Linked DNA regions of Mus musculus: region 1 is linked to region 2. A link is a loop called in an ENCODE intact Hi-C map of the cell type or tissue named here. Cell type or tissue: heart. All regions are shown on one strand. Links, peaks and the distances in the headings refer to the core of each region. The heading gives the core; the rest is flanking DNA.

The links. Peaks named below come from ENCODE experiments on the same cell type or tissue, not always from the same donor. Only the 100,000 strongest peaks of a DNase experiment are listed, where the experiment ranks them.
Region 1: it touches region 2 in a loop (2.1-fold over the local background); 13 of 42 quality-filtered maps call a loop at or near these places.

Annotation. Positions count from the first base shown.
Region 1 is chr12:56,236,871-56,246,684 of GRCm38, forward strand. It overlaps Gm36754 (a long non-coding RNA gene), which reads right to left and starts at 2,389. Exons shown (of 3, transcript XR_381611.1): 1 at 2,304-2,389. In heart, for the core only: a CTCF peak has its summit at 5,043 (motif pointing right); no DNase peak of the experiment used is centred there.
Region 2 is chr12:56,530,103-56,539,916 of GRCm38, forward strand. It overlaps Nkx2-1 (NK2 homeobox 1), which reads right to left and starts at 6,806. Exons shown (of 3, transcript NM_009385.3): 1 at 6,207-6,806; 2 at 4,586-4,971; 3 at 1,833-3,678. The coding sequence starts at 4,958. The coding sequence ends at 2,933. Gm26973 (a long non-coding RNA gene) reads left to right here and starts at 7,088. Exons shown (of 6, transcript XR_872771.2): 1 at 7,088-7,404. In heart, for the core only: no CTCF peak of the experiment used is centred there; no DNase peak of the experiment used is centred there; H3K4me3 peaks cover 3,596 bases; H3K27ac peaks cover 578 bases; H3K27me3 peaks cover 7,169 bases.

The DNA.
Region 1 (9,814 bases), core at 1,307-9,306, 290 kb before region 2:
AAAAAAATGGTTGTGTTTCTAAGTATTTGCAACAAACCATTTGAAAGGGAAAGTAGGAATACGATATTAGAAATTAACTTAATGTTAAAGACTTATTCCCAGAAAATGGAAAACCATCAATGAGAGAAAATGTAAATAGACGGAAAACTATTTTATGTACATGGATTTAAAATAATGTTGTTGTTGTTTTTAAAGTCTATGCTTCCCAAAGTGATCTACAGATTGAAAGCAATCTCTGTCAAATTTCCAATCACATTTTTCAAATATAAAAAATGATTTTAAATTTTACATGAAGCCAAAGAAAATACAAAATACCAAATCAATCTCATAAAGATAAAACAAGGCTAACAAAGCTTTATATCAGATAAGGGGCTATATGCCAAAGTATAAGAGACTGCTTATAAATCAATAGCAAATACAACCTGTTTAACCCAGTATCAAAACAGCAACGACAAAAATCTGATTTAAAGCCGGGTGTGGTGGCTCACGCCTTTAATCCCAGCACTCGGGAGGCAGAGGCAGGCGGATTTCTGAGTTCGAGGCCAGCCTGGTCTACAAAGTGAGTTCCAGGACAGCCAGGACTATACAGAGAAACCCTGTCTCGAAAAACCAAAAAAAAAAAAAAAAAAAAAAAAAAAAAAAGGCTTTGAAGAAACACGACAAAGTCTGATTTATAAATGAGTTATGACTTTGAAGAAACATTTCTATAAGGAAGATATGACTGCCCAGTAATACTCTGCTTTCCCTTCAGGCTGTCTGGATTAGCTTCTTTTCAAATGAATGACTGATATATATATATATATATATATATATATATATACACAAGATGGTCTATGTCCCAAATCAAATATCAATACCACCCACTAGAATGGCTGCTATCAAAACCCCAGAAGACTTAAGTCTTAGTGATTGGAACCAATAGACGCTGGCATTATTATACAACATGAAAATGTAGCCACTGTGGAGAATACTATGAGGGGCATCAAAAAACTAAGAGAGCCAAACACTGGACCACCAGACAGCATTCACCAGCTGATATGAGGCTCCCAACACACACAGCAGAGGACTTCCAGGTCTGTGTTCATTCAGAGATGATGCACCTAACCCTGAAGAGACTGGATGCCCCAGGGAGTTTAGAAGTCAAGTGGGGTGTGGGATTGGGACATCCACATGGAGACAGGGAGTGGGCAGGAGATGTGGGATGTGGAGCAGTCAGAGGGTGGATGAGGGGAATAAAATATGGAGAGTAAAAAATAAATTAATTTAAAAGTACCTAAGAGAGCAGAACTACTATATGACCTTTCAACTTCATTTCTAAATATGTATCCTAAAATTTAAATCTGATCTTAAAGAGGTATCAATACTCTCATGTTCACTGTAGCATGATGCATGATAGCGAAGCTATAGAAACAGGCTAATTTCATTATTGGCAGGTGAATGGATATTCACCATTTAAGAAAAGTACTTTTGGGCTGGAGAGATGGCTCAGAGGTTAAGAGCATTGGCTGCTCTTCCTGAGGTCATGAGTTCAATTCCCAGCACCCACATGGCGGCTCCCAACTATCAGCAATGGGATCTGATGCTCTCTTCTGGTGTGTCTGAAGACAGCAACAGTGTACTCATACATAGAAAAAAAAACAATCTTTATGTATTTTAATCTGATAAAGATTTAATCTTTAAAAGTAGAAAAGCAATTTTTATAATCTATGGTAAGATGGATGGATCTGGAGGACAATACACTAAGTGAAATAAGTCAGTCACAGAAAGACAAATATAACACGAGCCATTTATAGCATAGCACCTAAAATTGTCAGTCTCCGAGGAACAGTGCAAATGGTAGCTGCCAGGAACCAGGAGTGAGAGGGAGGAGTCACTGATCAATAAACATAAATTTGCAGTTATGCAATATGACTAAGCTCTGTAGGCCCACCACACAACACTGCATGGTCAGCAGTGAACACAGACAATATGTTAAGGATGGAAGTCTCATGGGAAACATCCTTACCATAAGAAAGGATTTATTTTTAAAGCAAAAACAAACAAACAAACAAGCAAACAAACAAACAGCAAGATAAGTAGCAGGTATAAGAGACAACATGTTGTCTTGGTTCTCAAAGTCATAAGTAAAACATTGGCTTACTTCTTAAAATTCTAATCATTCCATCTAGATTGGAGCCCTGGAGTATAAAAATCCATGCAGCTAACACAGGAGACCTGCAGGCTCCTGTACATGAGAGTCCTGTGAGAGATCTGGGAGGAAAATTCAATTGTCAGTGCTTTTCACAGTAAAAGCTGACACTCACCTGCTCTGTTTCCCAGGGTCAGGGTCAGGGTCCGGATAATGACTGTTATCCCATTTTCCAGATGAGGAAACCAAGATACTGAGAAAACAGAAAGGGTAAAGGGAGGGCTCGATCACCATGAGGTCATCTTGCTTAACTCCAAGTTATCTTGCCTTTCTATTGTTAGTAGGTTTCCTGGAGGAACTCTGAAGTTGCACCCTGATGCTTCTGAAACTGCCTCTAGTTCAGGCACATCTGGGATTATTGGTTCATAGGTGAAGATCTTGAGGATTGTGAGGCCCCTCAGGGGCACAAACGCCATATCTGCAACATTGCACATAGGATCAAGTCCTAACCCTGACCTACTTTAGTGTTTTTACAGTCTTTGACAGCCCTGTGTTGATTATTAAACTGTCAACTGTCAACCAAGAAAGACACATGGAGAAGGAAGATTATCATTCTAAGATTTGGTACTAGGGGGGCATGTGGAGTGTGAGTCTTGCTGAAGCCGTTACAGGTGAGACGCCAGTTAACTGACAAACCTTTCGTGTGATTAATAAGGCATCAAAGCATTAGGATAATTGACAGACCTTTCGTGTGATTAATAAGACATCTAAGCATTAGGAAAAACAATCATTTTCCTCTAATGGTTAATTGTTACTTTCATATGTGTGGATTAATATGCACATATCGAATGAACCCTTTCCTGGAACTTGTGGTGGGTAACTGGCACAGATGCGTCATGGCACCAACGAAAGGAACGAGTGTGCAGCTTAGACACGAACAAAAGCATTTTACTACTTGGGGTTTTCTTTTTAATTAGCATGTTCAAAGACATAAAAATAAAATAAAATCACATGGTTCACCAAAAGACATATTTCTTTATCTATTTTTTTATCCTCTCTTTCTCTGTGAGGTCTGGCACTTTAAGGGAGGAAACAGGCTCATCTATCGTCTCTTCTAATGACTTTGATTGTACAGTGTAAGGGAACCTGTAGTCTGGAGAGGGCATTAGTGCTGGATTCTAAGAGCTCCGGTATTTGTACTTTTGACTCTACCATCTTTTATCACACAACAAAAGACACAAATGAACAAAATGTACTATCTATACAAAATACCTGTAACTGTTTTGTTAACCCAAGAGCTGACCTCTTTACATGTAGTTTCAAGCTTAAAATCAGATCAAAGGCCGCAGTCGGGGCCGTGTACACAGGATGACCTCCTTGCCACCTCTGAGCTCCCGAGGGAGAGACTGGGTGTTTTATCATTGTCGTCTCTCTCTCTCTCGACCGAAGAAAGCTTCTGACAGTGTTTGAGTATGAATTGCCTGACCACAAGGCCTTGGGAGATGCTGTGTCACAGCCACCGCGGAGCTAGTGAACTGGCCCGGGCACCCTCGGTGTGAGTCTGGGTGGCTTGCTGGGAAAGATGCTGCACACAGCGCCAGGACAAGTTCTTTTGTTGATGCTGCAACCTCTGGCTGCACTCCTGGGGCCTTAAAGGTGAAAGAGTCTCAGTAGAGGAAAACATGAAAGTAGTGTCCTTCAGTATCTTAAGAAAAGAATGTCTTAATGTTGAGGAAAGCGTGCCTAACATTTTTTTAGAATTTTAAAATAATTTCAAATTTAGAACCAAGTGGCAAGAATAATACAAGCGACTCCTGCTTAGCTTTGACTAGGGCTCATCAGTTATTAATCTCTTGTCTGAATGTCTTACCACCTTCCTCTTTCTGAGGCATATTTTCCCTGCGACACCTGAGATTAGCTTTAGTCCTGGTCCACATGTCTCCCTGTTGCTGTATGCTTCACAGTGTATTTACCGATTACAGCAATGCCTCCTCACATAGAGTATCAAACCCAAGAGAGTCAACAATGACCGTCTCCATTAAAGATCATCTACTTCTTCTAATGTGTTACAGATGAGCGTCTCGCCTCTTCCAAACTGACCGCGCCTTTACTTATCATCCCTCTGTGTTAGCCTCCTTGAGTCTAATACAACTAGCCTTCTTCCTTCATCTTACAGTGTTGACATTTTTGAGAGCTGCAATCCAGTGTGGCTTGCTGCTTCCCGTGATGGGTTGAGGTTCTAATTACATGATAGAAATACCGCACTAGATGACATGGGTTTTCCACAGTTCCTCACACGGGGGTAGGGGTGGGCGAGGGTGGGGGGTGGGCACATGTTTTAAAAAATCACCACATGATCAATTCATAGGTAGAATTTTTTCCACTCTTATCAGATACAGGCTTTACCAACCAGACTGCAAGCAAGCTGAAATACCAAATTACCCACAAGCTAGACTTTTATAGATTAAACAGATAGCTTATATATTTTAGTTTTTACTTAGAAAATTTTTATTTGTATGAGATAATATCCGCGATGGAAAAATAAATCACTCCTGCTGTCCACTGAAGAAATCTCAACAATTTTGAAAGGTGTGGGTCTTCATTCGGGAGCCGGCATGATGAAGCGAAAGGACTTGCTAAGGATCACTTCCGGCAGGATGGATGGTGCAGCCTAGCCAGAAAAGCAAGGTCAAACAATGCAAGCTCCCGCGCACAACCCTCCTCATCCTTCCACAGACCATCTTCCACTCCATCACAGCTCATTGCAAACAAACATGAGTTTCTAAATGAAGAAGGAGTTGATCCATGGCCACATGTGTCACACATCCCGGTGCCTTCAGAATAGCACTGAAGATGCTCCCTGTTGGAAACAAAAGAAGTCCCCTTTGAGTCACTGGGCACTGTGGTGTTAGCACTAAGCAGTAGGTGGCGCTGTGAATATACATTGATTCTGTTCTAGAATCAGGAAGAGGTGAAGTAGGATCCCTTGTGGTTGCTCATGGTGAAGGCAGATGTCGGCTTGCTGAAGGCCGGCTGACAAGAAAGAGCCTTTGTTTCCAACCTCTCAACAGCATTGGCTGTAGACTTGTTTTTTGGTGGTGGTGGGGAGCTTTTCTCCCTCGTGAGTTGTCTATTCAAGGTGACAAACTATGACTAGGGTTTGCTCCTTCTTCGGTCCCAAGGAAGCCGTTTCTTTACCTTTCAAGGAATGCTAGAGACCCAGAGGACATGGAGTCGCTCTTAAAACCTTTGTGTGTTTCTTAGCCAAAGAAATGTATTCTGAATTTTTCCACTTACTTATATGATCTTTACATTTGAAACTGAGCACACTCAACTTTTCTAAAATTTGATTTAGTTTGAAATGCTAGATGGCTGAACATCTTACTTCTTAGAATATCAAGAGGATAAGAGTGGTCTATTTCATGTCACTGTTTATGGTTTTGGAATGAAGAAGGTAAGCTGTGTCATCACACACACACACACACACACACACACACACACACACACACACACACACACAGAGTCCTCAAAGCCCTCCAAACAACAGCATCTGCATAATCCTTTAATGAATTCAGGCCTTGATTATTTGCATTGGGTGCAAACCTGTACGGGCTGATCAGCACCTTGAGACACCTTATGTAAATTATGCAGAGAAAATTATATTCTGGGTTTTTTTTATTAAAAAAACTTAAAGATATCATTAAAACTATGTCTCACCAAATTCTTCCGATGGGGGGGAAAACATAAATAATGAAATGGTATTCACATTTACTCCTTTAAAAGAAATGTTCAGTTTTCCAAGTCAGGCCAAGAGAAGTTATACCTTCTAGAACCATGACATCATACAGCGTATGAAATGTTGACATCTGTTATCAACCCAATTAACTAGCTGCTGTTCAAATTGTGGTGAAAGTGCCCAGGGACTTCTTTTGTACTCTTATCAGTGGTTCAATAGCAAACTGCCAGGCATGTGTGTATCCAGGCTTTGATCTAATGCTCTGTTGGTTGTTGGCTCCAGCTCAAGAGACTGTGGAGTACTCAACGCTGGGCCTGCAGACCCCGGAGAGCAGGATGCTGTTGATACAGTCAATATTTGCATGATGCAATGATAATGCCGTCTTTATGTTATATTCTGGTTTCACCAAAACACGGAGGAAGCTTCCTTTTCAAGAGTGTGCTGTGGTTTTTTAGGAATTCTCTCCCCAACCCCCACCCCCGGGCTCTTTTTGTCTTTCTGTTTCCTGCTTTCCTATCTTTACAAAGAGCTACACCTTTAAAGTTATTACAGTCTCTCTCTCTCTCTCTCTCTCTCTCTCTCATTTTTATTTTAAATATTTTACATTATTTTAGAAATTTGGGCCTTTGCAACATTATTTTATATTCGTGGGGTAATTTCATATCTAGTAAATATTTCCAATCATATCTTATTATCTGAGATGGTCTTTCATTATGTAGTCATTTTTTTCTTTTTTCTTTTTCCAATTTTTATTAGGTATTTTCTTCATTTACATTTCAAATGCTATCCCAAAAGTTCCCTATACCCTCCCCTCCGCTGTTCCCCTACCTATCCACTCCCACTTCTTGACCCTGGTATTCCCCTATACTGGGCCATATAAAGTTTTCGAGACCAAGGAGCCTCTCTTCCCAATGATGGCCAACTAGGCCATCTTCTGATACATATGCAGCTAGAGACACGAGCTCTGGGGGTACTGGTTAGTTCATATTGTTGTTCCACCAATAGGGTTGCAGACCCCTTCAGCTCCTCAGGAACTTTCTCTAGCTCCTCCATTGGGGGCCCTGTGTCCCATCCAATAGTTGACTGTGAGCATCCACTTCTGTTTGCCAGGCACTGGCATAGCCTCACAAGAGACAGCTATATCAGGGTCCTTTCAGCAAAATCTTGCTGGTGTAAGCAATAGTGTCTGCATTTGGTAGCTTATTATGGGATGGATCCCCACATGCGGCAGTCTCTGGATGGTCCATCTTTTCATCTCAGCTCCAAACTTTGCCTCTGTAACTCCTTCCATGGGTGTTTTGTTCCCAATTCAAAGAAGGGGCAAAGTGTCCACACTTTGGTCTTCATTCTTCTTGAGTTTCATGTGTTTTACAAATTGTATCTTGGGTATTCTAAGTTTTCGGGCTAATAGCCACTTATCAGTGAGTACATATCTTGTGTATTCTTTTGTGATTGGGTTACCTCACTCAGGATGATACCCTCAAGATCCATCCATTTGCCTAGGAATTTCATAAATTCATTGTTTTTAATAGCTGAGTAGTACTCCATTGTGTAAATGTACCACATTTTCTGTATTCATTCCTCTGTTGAGGGACATCTGGGTTCTTTCCAGCTTCTGGCTATCATAAATAAGGCTGCTATGAACATTCAACTTAAGTTTTTAGCGTATGAGCAGAAGCAGATAGTGATAAAACAAAACAAAGAAGATCACCAGCCTGGTATCTCATTTAAAGTCAATCAACGTCTATGGAGAAGCTTTCTGGGCCTAGTGTTGTGATAGTTACTAGAAGAAACAAAAATAAACAAGACCCAGTTCTTACCTCTGGGAACATATCCCTTGGGACTTGAGTGCCATTCCATTACCTAAGCAGCACACAGAAACGCCAGGCTGGAGAGAAAGTCCATTCTGATATGCATCCTGGGCAGATGGAAAAGGGGGTTGGTTCTTTGCGCCAGAGTCTGACAGGCTTAGAGAAAGGCACAGGACATGCCTTGTTAGACACACTCAAGCAACAAAACTATTGTGACGAACAGGGGACAACTAGGACTTTAGGAGAAACTCAAGTATTGACATTTTATTAGGGAGGAAACTGAGACAGGAAAACCTGCACAAGTTGGCTGGTAACCTACATCATACGGGACCTTGCAAACACTTTGAGGGTTTACCTTAAAATAATAAACACTACAGCACATAAAAACAGGACGACAAATCAGAGAACCTCAAATCAAAGCTACAGAAGGTCTTCCCTTATCCAGTGATTCGAATTACGCTTTTAGTATAAGAACAGTAGGTACTTTTGAAAGGATAGACCTTGCTTAAAGTCAATCATCACTTATTGAGAAGCCTTGCCAGTTAGAATGACTGTTATCAAAACTTGAAGAATAATAAAAGCTGGTAAAGATGTGGGGAAAAGGGAACTTTTGCATGCAGTTGGTGAGAATATAAATCAGTGCACCTGCTGTAGAAGACAGGATGGTGTTCCATCGGAAAACTAAAAATGATCTGGCTAACCTCTCCTTGGTATATAGCCAGGAGATAACATGAACACGATAACTGCATGCTTACATTTGAGATACTATTCAGAGTAACAGAGATATGGACTCAACATGGTACCCATAGATAAAATGGATACACACACACTGGGATATTCAGTCACAAAGCAGTATGGAATTGTCTCTTTTGCAGGAAAGTAGATTGAACTAAAGGGTATTGTGGTGGTGAGCAAAGTAAGACAAATACAGAAAGGCAAATATTACATGTTCCTTCTTATGTGAACATTTTAAAATAAGTTAACCTCAAATTTAAAGAAGGATTCTTGAGACATTAGGGTGCCAGCATGGAGGTTGAATAGAAAGATAAATAGACTTCTTTGTGAGTATATAGAAATATTAAAGTTAACACAAGTAATTGTACAATTGACATGCATTATATGAATAAAATAGGAAGGCTATGTGCAGATCTGTCATTTGGAAAGGCATTGTGACAACAGGATGAAGGACAAGGTAGATGAATTAGATTAGACTGGGAGACTATAACAGAAGCTAGGTAAAGCTAATTGCTCTTAGTATTTTGAAAATCATAATGCTTCTACACATACAGTCTTTGTATGAAGCAACAGGCGGTCATAGGTCTCTCGAGGTCACCTCTGGCTTGATGAGAATATGGATGTCAGAGCCTCTTTAACAGGCAATGAGAATGTGAGTATGCATTAGCAGTGGGGACACAACATTTATCTGGCAGAGGAAGTCTGAGGGCTTCAAAAAGAAGTATGGGGCTGTGGAGACAGTCTAACCAATAACTTTGCATGCTTAAGGACCCCTAGAATCTACATTTTAAAGGGCCAGATGTGGTGGGGAGTGTCTGTAATTCCAGCACCAGGGAGCCAGATGTGGTGGTGTCTGTAATCTCAGTACCAGAGATGCAGAGACCAAGCCAATCGCAGAGCTTTCTGGTTAGTCAGATGAACTGACTTCATGACTACAGGCCAGGAAGAAACCCTTGTCAAAAATATTGACAATTTCCAAAAGATGCAGCCTATTTTATCTTTTGAACACCACGTGAATATATATACACAAACACATATACACACGTGTGCAACACACACACACACACACACACTCACATACACAAAATAAAGAAGAAAAAAAACCCAAGTTTTTGGAAGATTTAAATAGGGAAAGTGAGATGCGACAAAAAAAAAGTCTGTGTCAATTCACTTTCTGTCGCTATGTCTAGTACCTGTCAAACTCAATTTAATATATTTTGGCTCAGTTTCTGCTCTTAGTAATTGTCTCTGTTACTGCCAGGCATGTAGCAAGACAGACCATTATAGCTGGAAGTACATAACAGGGCAAAGCCGCTTAACTCACCTTGCTGGGAACCGGTAAGAGAGAAGTGCCAAGACCAAATTTCCTCTAAGGGTTCATTCCATCGACCTAACTTGTTTCCA
Region 2 (9,814 bases), core at 1,022-9,021:
TCTGAGTTCACCTATCTCAGGGACAAGTAAACAGACTTCAAGCTAAACCGGCTGGGGAAGAATGTATTTGCTAGGAACTCCAACTAACCCAAGGAAGATAAGACAGAGTGCTACATTACCCTCATATTGTTACTCTTTTACAATGCAGAGAGCAAGGGCAGCTTGTGTCTAGAGCAGGCTAGGCCCTGTCCCTGTCTGGGCTTGTGCTGGCCAGTGGAACTGGTAGGGCTAAACTCAACCCTCACTTAGGAGTTGAACAGCAGCTGCCAACACCTGCCTCTCCTGAGCAAGAACAGCCTGCACTCCTTGTACGAACAGAAATAATTATGCTTTCCTGGTTTCATTTTTTCCCCCCAAAATGTGAGGTCTGCTAAGAGGAACCCCACACATACCCTGTAGGCTCTCAGGAGAGTCAACCAACTGTCCTTTCAGAATATCAGAGTACCTTCAAGCTATGAGAAGCCATATCCCAAAAGGCAGGACTGGTTTTCTCAGGAAGAGAAACCAGCTCCCATTACTAAGGCACGACAAGGTAGAAATTCCCTGGTCATCAGTGAAAAGACTGTCAGATTTAAGTCCATGCGTTTAAAAAAACAAAACAAAAACAAAACAAAACCCAACAACAAAACCAAACCAAACCCAAGATTCTGGGGGATAGATACAGTGGAGAAAAACTGAAAACAGAATGTGATAGAAGATGATGGAAAGAGGAGAGATGGGAGGTTAGCAGGGAAAAGATAGTTGAATATCTCAGTGAAGAGTGACCTTGTACTAAAAGCTCATCAATCGCCATAACAGACCCTTGCAGGCACCTGCATCTGCTGCCCACAGGCTGCCTTGCCTGTATCACTTTGCCAGGGGCGACCATACAAATCAACAACAGTTCACCCAAGGAGCTATAATTTTTGTCTCTGCCTTTAACTACTCTTCTACTCTGACTCCCGCCGCAACTGGGATGGTTTCCCCCAATATATGTATCTGATAAAAGTCAGAGGTGGGGATGAGGGCGGTTAAAATTATTTTGGTTTTGTTTTGGAGGATTAGTAGAAAGTTGGGGATAGGAGAAAGAATAATTGCTGAAACGGTTTATGCCTCTAGATATGGAATGTACTGGGATAAAGAAAGCTCAGTCCCCAATGTCTTGATAGAGAGAGGCATGCCTAAGCTGGCCACCAAGTCCACATGGAGACAATACACGAAGGAGAGTTCTTGGGGGTCAGGGGGAGCTGGTGATCCCCCCAGCAGGAGGAATCTCATTTGTTTGTTTGTTTGTTTGTTTAGAGTGTTGAAATAAAACCCAGAAATTCTTTACTTTTGGAAACCAGCAACCAAACAGAATCTAAGGGTGAGGAGTTTGGGTGAGAATTAGAAATACAGGTTTGGCATGCAAATGTACAAAAGCAATCTATGTACTAAAACTGATGGTTCCTTTGGAGTTATTTTAAGTGGGTGTCTCAGATGTGTAAAACCAGCTTTTGAGGCTCCCCCCCCAAACAAACACAAACAAAAATAAAGCAAAAACTAAACCAGGAAAGCTTGGCTCTTAAAAAAATAGCCCCCCTTTTTTTCTGTTTCTTCCTTTACTTCTCCCTCTAGTTTACTTTTCACTCTCTCTCTGAAATAGTCTCAGGACTGCTTAAGTTTTGGTTCCACTAACGTTCAAAACTGAGCGAAATTCCTTTTTCTTTTGGATAGAAACTCTGGAATTGACTTCCTTACCTGGGTCAGAATCCTGAGCTCAAACCCACGAATTTGGATCCCATCAGGTTTAATTCCAACCGCCTTCCCGAACCCATTAAAAGCCAAATCAAAACCAAACAAAAAGAAAAGGGTTTTAATCAGGAAAAAAACCATCTTTTTTAATTCGTATAATTTATTAGAAGCTTCTTAGGAACTATATTTAAGCCAAATATCTACATAAGTTACAACAGAAAAAAAAAAAGGATTGGTGCTGCAAATACCAAACTGCCAAATAATATACACAGGTTTGTCAATGCCCCTTGAAAAAGTGAGGGACTAGGGACTGGGACTGGGGTTCTTTTTACAACATAATGTACAGGTTACTAAAAACTAGGCATTTAGTCCAACTTTTAACAGCATTTTACAGCTACAAGTTCACATCAAACCTAAAACAATTTTCTGAAAGGCCAGCCTGGACTGAACCTGTAGGGCCAGAGGGCGCCTGGGAGGGGACACTTCCTTTGTGTCAGGTACAAATGGGTTATGCTGAAGACTTTCCTATCTCCAGCGTCTGTCCTCCCTTCTGAAACATACAAACAAACGAAAAATCCTGGTATTTACAAGCAAGCTCACTTTGCTGGCAGGGTGCATCCACAGAAAAGTTTTCCGTCTTTAGAGTTCAGGGCCATGGAAGCATAGAACAGGCTCCAAAACTGTGCCATGCCTAAGCTTGGGAACCCATTTGAACTACCAGAAAGACACCCCAAATTTGTTCTCTGTCCTTCTCTGTTTAAAGAATCCGTAAAGGGTTGAATTTGCTTGGCTGTTTCTATTTTCTTTTTATGTTAAAAAACAAAAAGTCTGCAAGTTTTAGATAGTAAAGAGAAAGGAAGGGGGGAAAGATGAAGGAAGAAGGAAACAGAAGAGGAGGGGGAGAAAGAAAAGAACGAGCGGGGACAAGAAGGAGGAAGAGGAGGAGGAGGAGGAGGAGGAGGAGGAGGAGGAGAAGAAGAAGAAGAAGAAGAAGAAGAAGAAGAAGAAGAAGAAGAAGAAGAAGAAGAAGAAGAAGAAGAAGAAGAAGAAGAAGAAGAAGTCGTCCAGCAGTTTGGTCTTTGTGTACTTTTCCTTGGTCTAAACATAAACAGATTCTTAAAAAAAGTAGAAGCGCGTGGAGCAGCGGGCGAATGGTGGTCTTTGCGGAAGGCAGAGGGGAAGCGTTGAGGTCGCGCGGGGCTCAAGCGCATCTCACGTCTCACCAGGTCCGACCATAAAGCAAGGTAGAACAAGACATGGCGCCATAGTCCGAGCCCGAGGAGTTCAGATGGGATAGGCTGGAGACCTGGCCCTGCAGCCCCGCGGGGCTGGCTGCGTGGTGCGCCAGGTCCGGGGACTGCCCTGCGCTGCCCGGCTGGTGGCCTGGGTGTGCTCCTAGACCCGCGCCACCGCTGCCCACTGAGATGGCCGCGGCAGCCGCTTGCGCCGCCTGCGCCTGCTGCTGAGCTTGTTGCTGCGCGTGGCTTTGCAGGCTTGCGGCTCCCGGGGCAGGGGCGCCCGCCTGGCAGGGTTTGCCGTCTTTGACTAGGACCGGCACGGCCACCCGGCGCGGCGACTGCTGCTGAGCTTGCTGCTGCTGCGGGCATCCCGCACCGCCACCGCCGCCTCCGCCGCCGCCGCTGTCCTGCTGCAGTTGTTGCTGCGCCGCCTTGTCCTTAGCCTGGCGCTTCATCTTGTAGCGGTGGTTCTGGAACCAGATCTTGACCTGCGTGGGTGTCAGGTGAATCATGCTGGCCAGATGCTCGCGCTCCGGCGCCGACAGGTACTTCTGTTGCTTGAAACGTCGCTCGAGCTCGTACACCTGCGCCTGGGAGAAGAGCACCCGGCGCTTCCGGCGGGGCGCACTGGGCAGCGGGGCCATGTTCTTGCTCACGTCCCCCAGCGAGCCCAGGCCGCCCATGCCACTCATATTCATGCCGCTCGCCGGGCCCATGAAGCGGGAGACTGTAAGCGACAAACGCACAGCGGTCGGCTGGGGCCGGGGCCGGGGCAACCCCGCTTTCTGTGCCCTTGGCCTGCCCGCCCCAACTTTCGACGGCATCCTCCTCACCTAGGCCGCCGCCTAGTGCTCTTTCCCAAAAGAGGCCCAGCTAGCGGGCCGTGCCGTCGAACTACTTAAGGGTTTAAAGTCTAGCTACTCCTCATTGGTATCAGTGTCCCTTTAGACCCAGAATGTGCAGTGAGGGAAAAGGGTTGCTTTGACTCCTTTCATGCCCAAGCCAGGTGGGAGACCCAAGGGTGCAGAGAGCTGGGGTCGGACGGTAGACCAAGTTCAGGAGCTTAACAAAAGGGAGTTTTCACTTACAAACGCCCCAGCTTCCAGGCGCTTGGCCTCTCTGGCTTTCTCTCTTGCGGGCTCTAGGTGAGGACAGCCACCCGCCCGACCCACGTAGAGCCTCCTCCAGAGCTGTGCGCCCTCCCAAGCCACCCAGAGGGAGACTTTTAGAAATCGAGGCAGCCCGACCGGGATGCATCCCAGCAGGGCGGCTCTCTCTACTCGCCCCTCCTGGTCCCTAACTCCTCTGGCCCGAGTTCCTAGCCTCCCTAGCCGAGTCCCGGGTGGGCCTTCCTTAGCTCCCTGAAGTCTTGAGCATCAAGTCTGTCCTTGGTGCCTGCGGTGGTCGGGTGCTAGCACCTGTCCGCAGGACCCCAGCTCTTCTAAGTACCTCCTTTGAAACCCTTGCCCAGCGGGGGGAAGAAAGTCCAGTGCCCTCACCCCACTCCTACACAAGGCTGTTCGGCTGCCCACCCCGATGCCCAGCGCCACCGGCGGGCGCCGCACCTCGCCGGCCGCGCCGACCGCGCCTCCGGTGCTTAGCCCGCGGCCCCGCGGCGGGGCGGCCTCACTTACTGGCGGGGAAGCGCGGGTCTGGGTTGGCGCCGTACCATCCGGGGCCCGAAGCGCTGTTCCGCATGGTGTCCTGGTAAGGCGGCAGCTCGCTCATGTTGCCCAGGTTGCCGTTGCAGTAGCCCCCCACGGCGGAGTGCGAGAGCTGGGGCACCCCCGCCGCCGTCATGTGGTAGGCGGCGGTGACGGCGCCGTGGTGCCCCACGGCGTGCTGCTGCATGGCCGCGGCCGGTGGGGCCGCCTGGCCCTGTCTGTACGCTGCGAGCGGAGCCCCGAGGCCGCCGCCCTCCATGCCCACTTTCTTGTAGCTTTCCTCCAGGGGACTCAAGATGTCAGACACTGAGAACGGAGTCGTGTGCTTTGGACTCATCGACATGATTCGGCGTCGGCTGGAGGAGGAAGGAAGAGGAGGAAAAAAAAAAGGGAGAGGGGGAAGGCGAAGCCTCGCTACTTTTTTTTTCTCCCTTTGCCAAATATTCTGGTGTTACCTTAACGCCGATCTTGTTGGATGTACACGTAACGGAGTGGACCGAGTCCGCCTTAATTGGCTTGAGTGGAGGCTCGGGGGCTGCCTCGCGTTTGTTTTAGCCCGGCGCCAGGTTTTAGGCAGCCACCAGAGGCGGGGCATAAGCGCTAAAGCAACAAGACAATAGAAGCCTACATCTTGCCCGAGATAATTAGCTTACATGCTGATGACAAGGTAAACACCTTTAAGCTTCACTTGTCAAGATTTTTAGGTCTCAAAGAGAGAAAGAAGGAGAGAGGGAGAGAGAGAGAGAGAGAGAGAGAGAGAGAGAGAGAGAGAGAGAGAGAGAACCAAAGCATTACTTTCCCCCTCCCTTGGACACCCCCACCCCCATTTTTGTGGGGTGCCTGTGGCGCGCGAGGAAAAGGCGGGGGGGGGGGAAGGAGGAGGGAACCGAGAGCGGGAGGGCCAGAGGTGGGGTAGAGAATAACCTAAGGGGAGGGATGGAAAGGAGAACGGAAGGTGAATACTGCTTTGCAACCAACTTGGGGAGTTACAAAGTGGAACCGCGGTCCAATTTGGTCGGGGTTCCGAGGTCAGGGGCTGGCCTTTGGGGGAGAAGGGGGCTGAGGAGCAGGGAGCGGGATTTCACCTGAGCCTGCCGGGGCTGCTCCTCCCTCCCGCTGCGGCCTCCCAGCCCCGCGCCTTCCCACCGCCTCCGGACCACATCGGGCTTCGCTGCGCTGAGCCCCAGTCACCACCAAAAGAGTGTGCGAGTCTGGGGATGAACCCTGGGGCTGCACTGTTGGTCTATGTGTCTGTCAGTCTGTCTGCTTCTTCTGCCGCCGCCGTCAGAGGGACACCTCTGCTCCCCGCCCCCTTTCCCCTTACCCGAGAGAATCCCAGCGGGCGGAGGGGGAGCTGAGTAAGGGAACGACTGCCTCCGGGAGGCTGTCACCGATCCCCGCGCCACCCCCCACCAAGCTCCTGGCTCCCTAGCGGACCAGCCCCCCCAGCCCACCCCACCCCGCCGCTCCCTTTCTCCACCCCTTTTGCCGGCCCAGGCAAGTACACCGCTGGCCCTCTGAGCTACGAGGCTAAGGGTGCGGGGGATTAACAGGAGAGTCCACCACGGAAGTTGCCCCATCTCGAACAAACCTGGTGCCCCTGACCCTTGCCCATGGCCTGGATACTTCGGCTTCAGAAGCTGATGCTGTCTTTCCGAGGACATCCCAGTCCCAGCACCCCAGCTCAGATCCCCGCAGTTTTCCCTTCCGATGCTTCAGTGAAAGCCCGGGCGGGGAGCCGCGTGAGCGCCCGCAGATCCGTTGCAGAGTGGAACTGAGTCTGAACCCGGGTGGAACTCGTTGTCCGGGAGGAGGCGAATATCTCGACGCCCGCAGCCCAGCGGGCGGGAGGCTGGGCTGAGGCTCGCCTCCTCCCGGAGCTCAGCCATGCAAAAGTGCACTTGCTTCCCCGGGAATAACCAAATATCTTTGTCTAAAGTGGCGGCGTAAATGGCCGGTCGCTTTGTGGCCACGCTGGATATTAGTAGATGAGGATCATTCTGCTTCAATTGGGCGCCTCTCATCCGGCTAGGAAGAAACTGCTTAGGAGGAAGTGGGTTTCCTGTCTGAGCGTTCCCAGGCTTCAAGTGTGAGCCCCGCGCCTTGAGGGTCCTTGGGCGCCTGGCAAGGGGGAGCTGTGGGCTGTGCTCCCTAGCGGGCCCGGGGGCGTCAGCCTCATTGCTGTTACCAGGTCAGGATCAGCAGCTAAGTGGGTTACCCAGCCAAGCCCTGCATGGCACAGATTTGGAGACCACCTCCGTTTTTTTTTTTTTCTCCTTGGAATTTAAGCGTTTTCGTTATTGTTTGTTTTTGTTTTGGCTTTGCTTGTCTGCTGTTCGAGCTTTCTTGGAGCGCTAGAGGCTGGGAGGGCGGAGTGCTTCCTGGCCCGGCAGGTGCCTCCTAGACACTTCGGCGGCCAGTCAAGGAGGCTTCTTGATTTTGGTTTTTGTTTTCACATTTTCTTTCCCCTCCTTGTAGTGAGGGAGCTCCCGATAATGAACAAGCAGTTTTGAACTACTTAATTCAGCAGGGTAGGCTCCTTTCCATTAATAGCAATTATAGTATGGAAAGTTGTTTTATTTGCTTTTTAAGATCTCTCCTTGAAGAGTGCTCTCTACTCCCTCAACACAAAGCCGACGACTAAACTAACATTAGCTTTCCTCACCACCTACCTCCATCGTGAAGGGAAGGAAGGCTCTGGGCATCAGCGGGCCTCCCATCTGGGCCCGCATTTTCGAACCGCCCCCGAGGTGGCTTTGAAGCAGGGAACCCCGACTTTAAGCGGCCAGGTGCGTTGTGTCTCTGTAGCTAAGGACAAGTGGAAAGCAGAGCTCTGCGCTCTCCTTTCCCAGGGACTTCTCTGGGGGGCGCTCTCAAGATGAGCTACAGCACTTTGGTCTACAGTGTCGAGAGTGCAGGGAGGGGAAGCCACGCTAGATCAAGTGAACGGCAGAAAGGGCAGGCAAAGCATAATGCAGACCTAGTCTGAAGGCGCGACCCAGATCTGCTAGCATTGGGAACGGGATCGTCTTAGGAAGTCCCTGGTCCTCCGTCTCCATTTAACCCCGTTATTTTATAATTGTTGGTGGTCATAGGAACACCAAGGGTAGAGTGTCATTTGTCTCTCCCGGTTTTAGTGCCACTTACAGAAGGAGGTAATTCTTCAGAAGGTTTTTTGGTGAGATTTAAGCAAAATCAGGCACATCAAAACACGCCCAAAGCTTTGAGGGAAGAAAATTAAGCTCACTAACAAGGTCGATATTTCTGTGTCTGTGGTTAATATCAAATCCATTGCTTCTTCGGGGGGCCTGTTAGTCTGGAGTGAAAGGTTTGTTCAATCTTCTACAGTCTCTGAGCCGTGCAGCCCGGACCTTCAAAAACACCAGCAGGTGGCCAGTTTGGGAGAATGTACACAAGCTGCATCTTAGCCCTACTGTAACTAGGGGCCCCCATCCCCAGCCGCACAGCACTAGGTGAGGGGCTGAGCTTCAGTCAGAGTTCGAGGGGAGTGATGCCTGGCAACCCCCATGCTTTACCCTGAAGGGGAGGGGAACTGGACTGAGCTTCAAACTTCTCCTGCTGGCACCAATGCCAACAGCTCCCATCTAGAACTGGGGGTGAGGGGCTCTGTTGCACTCTGTGACTTGAACCAAATGAACTTCCCATACTTCTGCCCCTTCATAAACATCCACCATTCTGGATTATTTCCCATGAGCACTGACATCCACAAGAGTAAGCCAGAATTCTCAAGAGCCTTTGGGGGCCTGGGGGGGGTGTTGGGTGGGTGGGTGGGGAGCCACCTATTTATCTCTGAACTCATCCATGCAAAGATCTTGAGAATTCTCACCAGGTTAGTCTTTCTGACTAGAGAGCATGCTGCCTCTCTGACTCATCTTGAACAGGACCCACTCGGGTTAAACCAGAGATATTTTTTTCCCCTCTTGTAGCTGTGGATTAATTCTTAAAAACCTAGTCCACCCCTCATGGCTGGTGCCTCCTGCGCTGTCAGTAGACTGGCCTTGTGGCTAGCAGGACAGAGCTCAGCCCTCATAAGGTTATTCCCTGGTTCAGCCCCAAGGGTCCTCTTTAATCTCACTAGTTAGGAATCAAAGGGCTGCAGAGACTCAGGCTTCACCAGAAGAAGAGCAGAGTAACCATTAGTCTTTGCAGCAGTGTAGCAGAGGGACACTTCCTTCTTCCCCTCCAGTGTCTCTTTGAAAGCTCACTGGTAGAACGCTAGAGAGAGGATGTCCAAACCAGATCTACCACTTGCCACCTACACCTCAGCTTGCTTACTTCCAACTCCCATGAAACCCTTCACATCTGCCAAGGGCACTAGATGTGCTTCTTCTAATGCTGCAAAGTTCAAAATGTTATCTTACAATTCATGATTCACTTAGCAACTACTCTTGGAACCCATGCTGTATCCGATATTTGGTAGGCTAGGTCAGAGTATTTAGCCATTAACGACCTATCTATGGCCGGTCTCCACCTGAAGCTTCCATATTAGCACTAGATCACTGCAGTGATGTATAATTACTTTGTAACAAGCATTGAGAAAGGGGGCGTGTCCCAGTGAAGTTTTGTGTCCTGGATTAGCTAGGTTAGTGCTGGGGGACTTGGGGGGGGGGGTGGAGATGCCCTGGAGTAGAGCTCAGAAATCTTGGTGTCTGAGACCTGGCTTTACCACTTTCTGATTATGTGAGCTCCCACCATCCCCTGGAGCAAATCCCTTCATACATGCACATGGACACCATACATGCACATGGACACGTGCATGAATGTGTGCATACACACTGTATGTGGGGATGTGGTAGAAGCCTGCCTCATACAACTTCCTACTTTGCTGTGTCAGTGACTTAAATAATCGGTGATGAGATGCTGTGCAGGAGTTTGACCGTCTTTAAGCACATTAGCACAATGAATTATTCTAATTCAGTATTTCAGACTTCAACTTGGGGATCAAGCCTCTAAGGCTCTGTAAGAAGCAACACCCAATCCTCCGATAGCTACTGCAGGTATAGCATCTTTGCTGTGCTGTACTTGGGAGGACTTGATGGGGCTGGGGAGATGTCTCAGTGGTAAAGAACACTTTCAGAGAACCTGGGTTCTATTCCCAGTACAGGATTTATGTCTCATAACCTTCTGTATCCCATTTCCAAACAATCTAATGCCCTTTTTCAGGTCTCTGCAGGAACC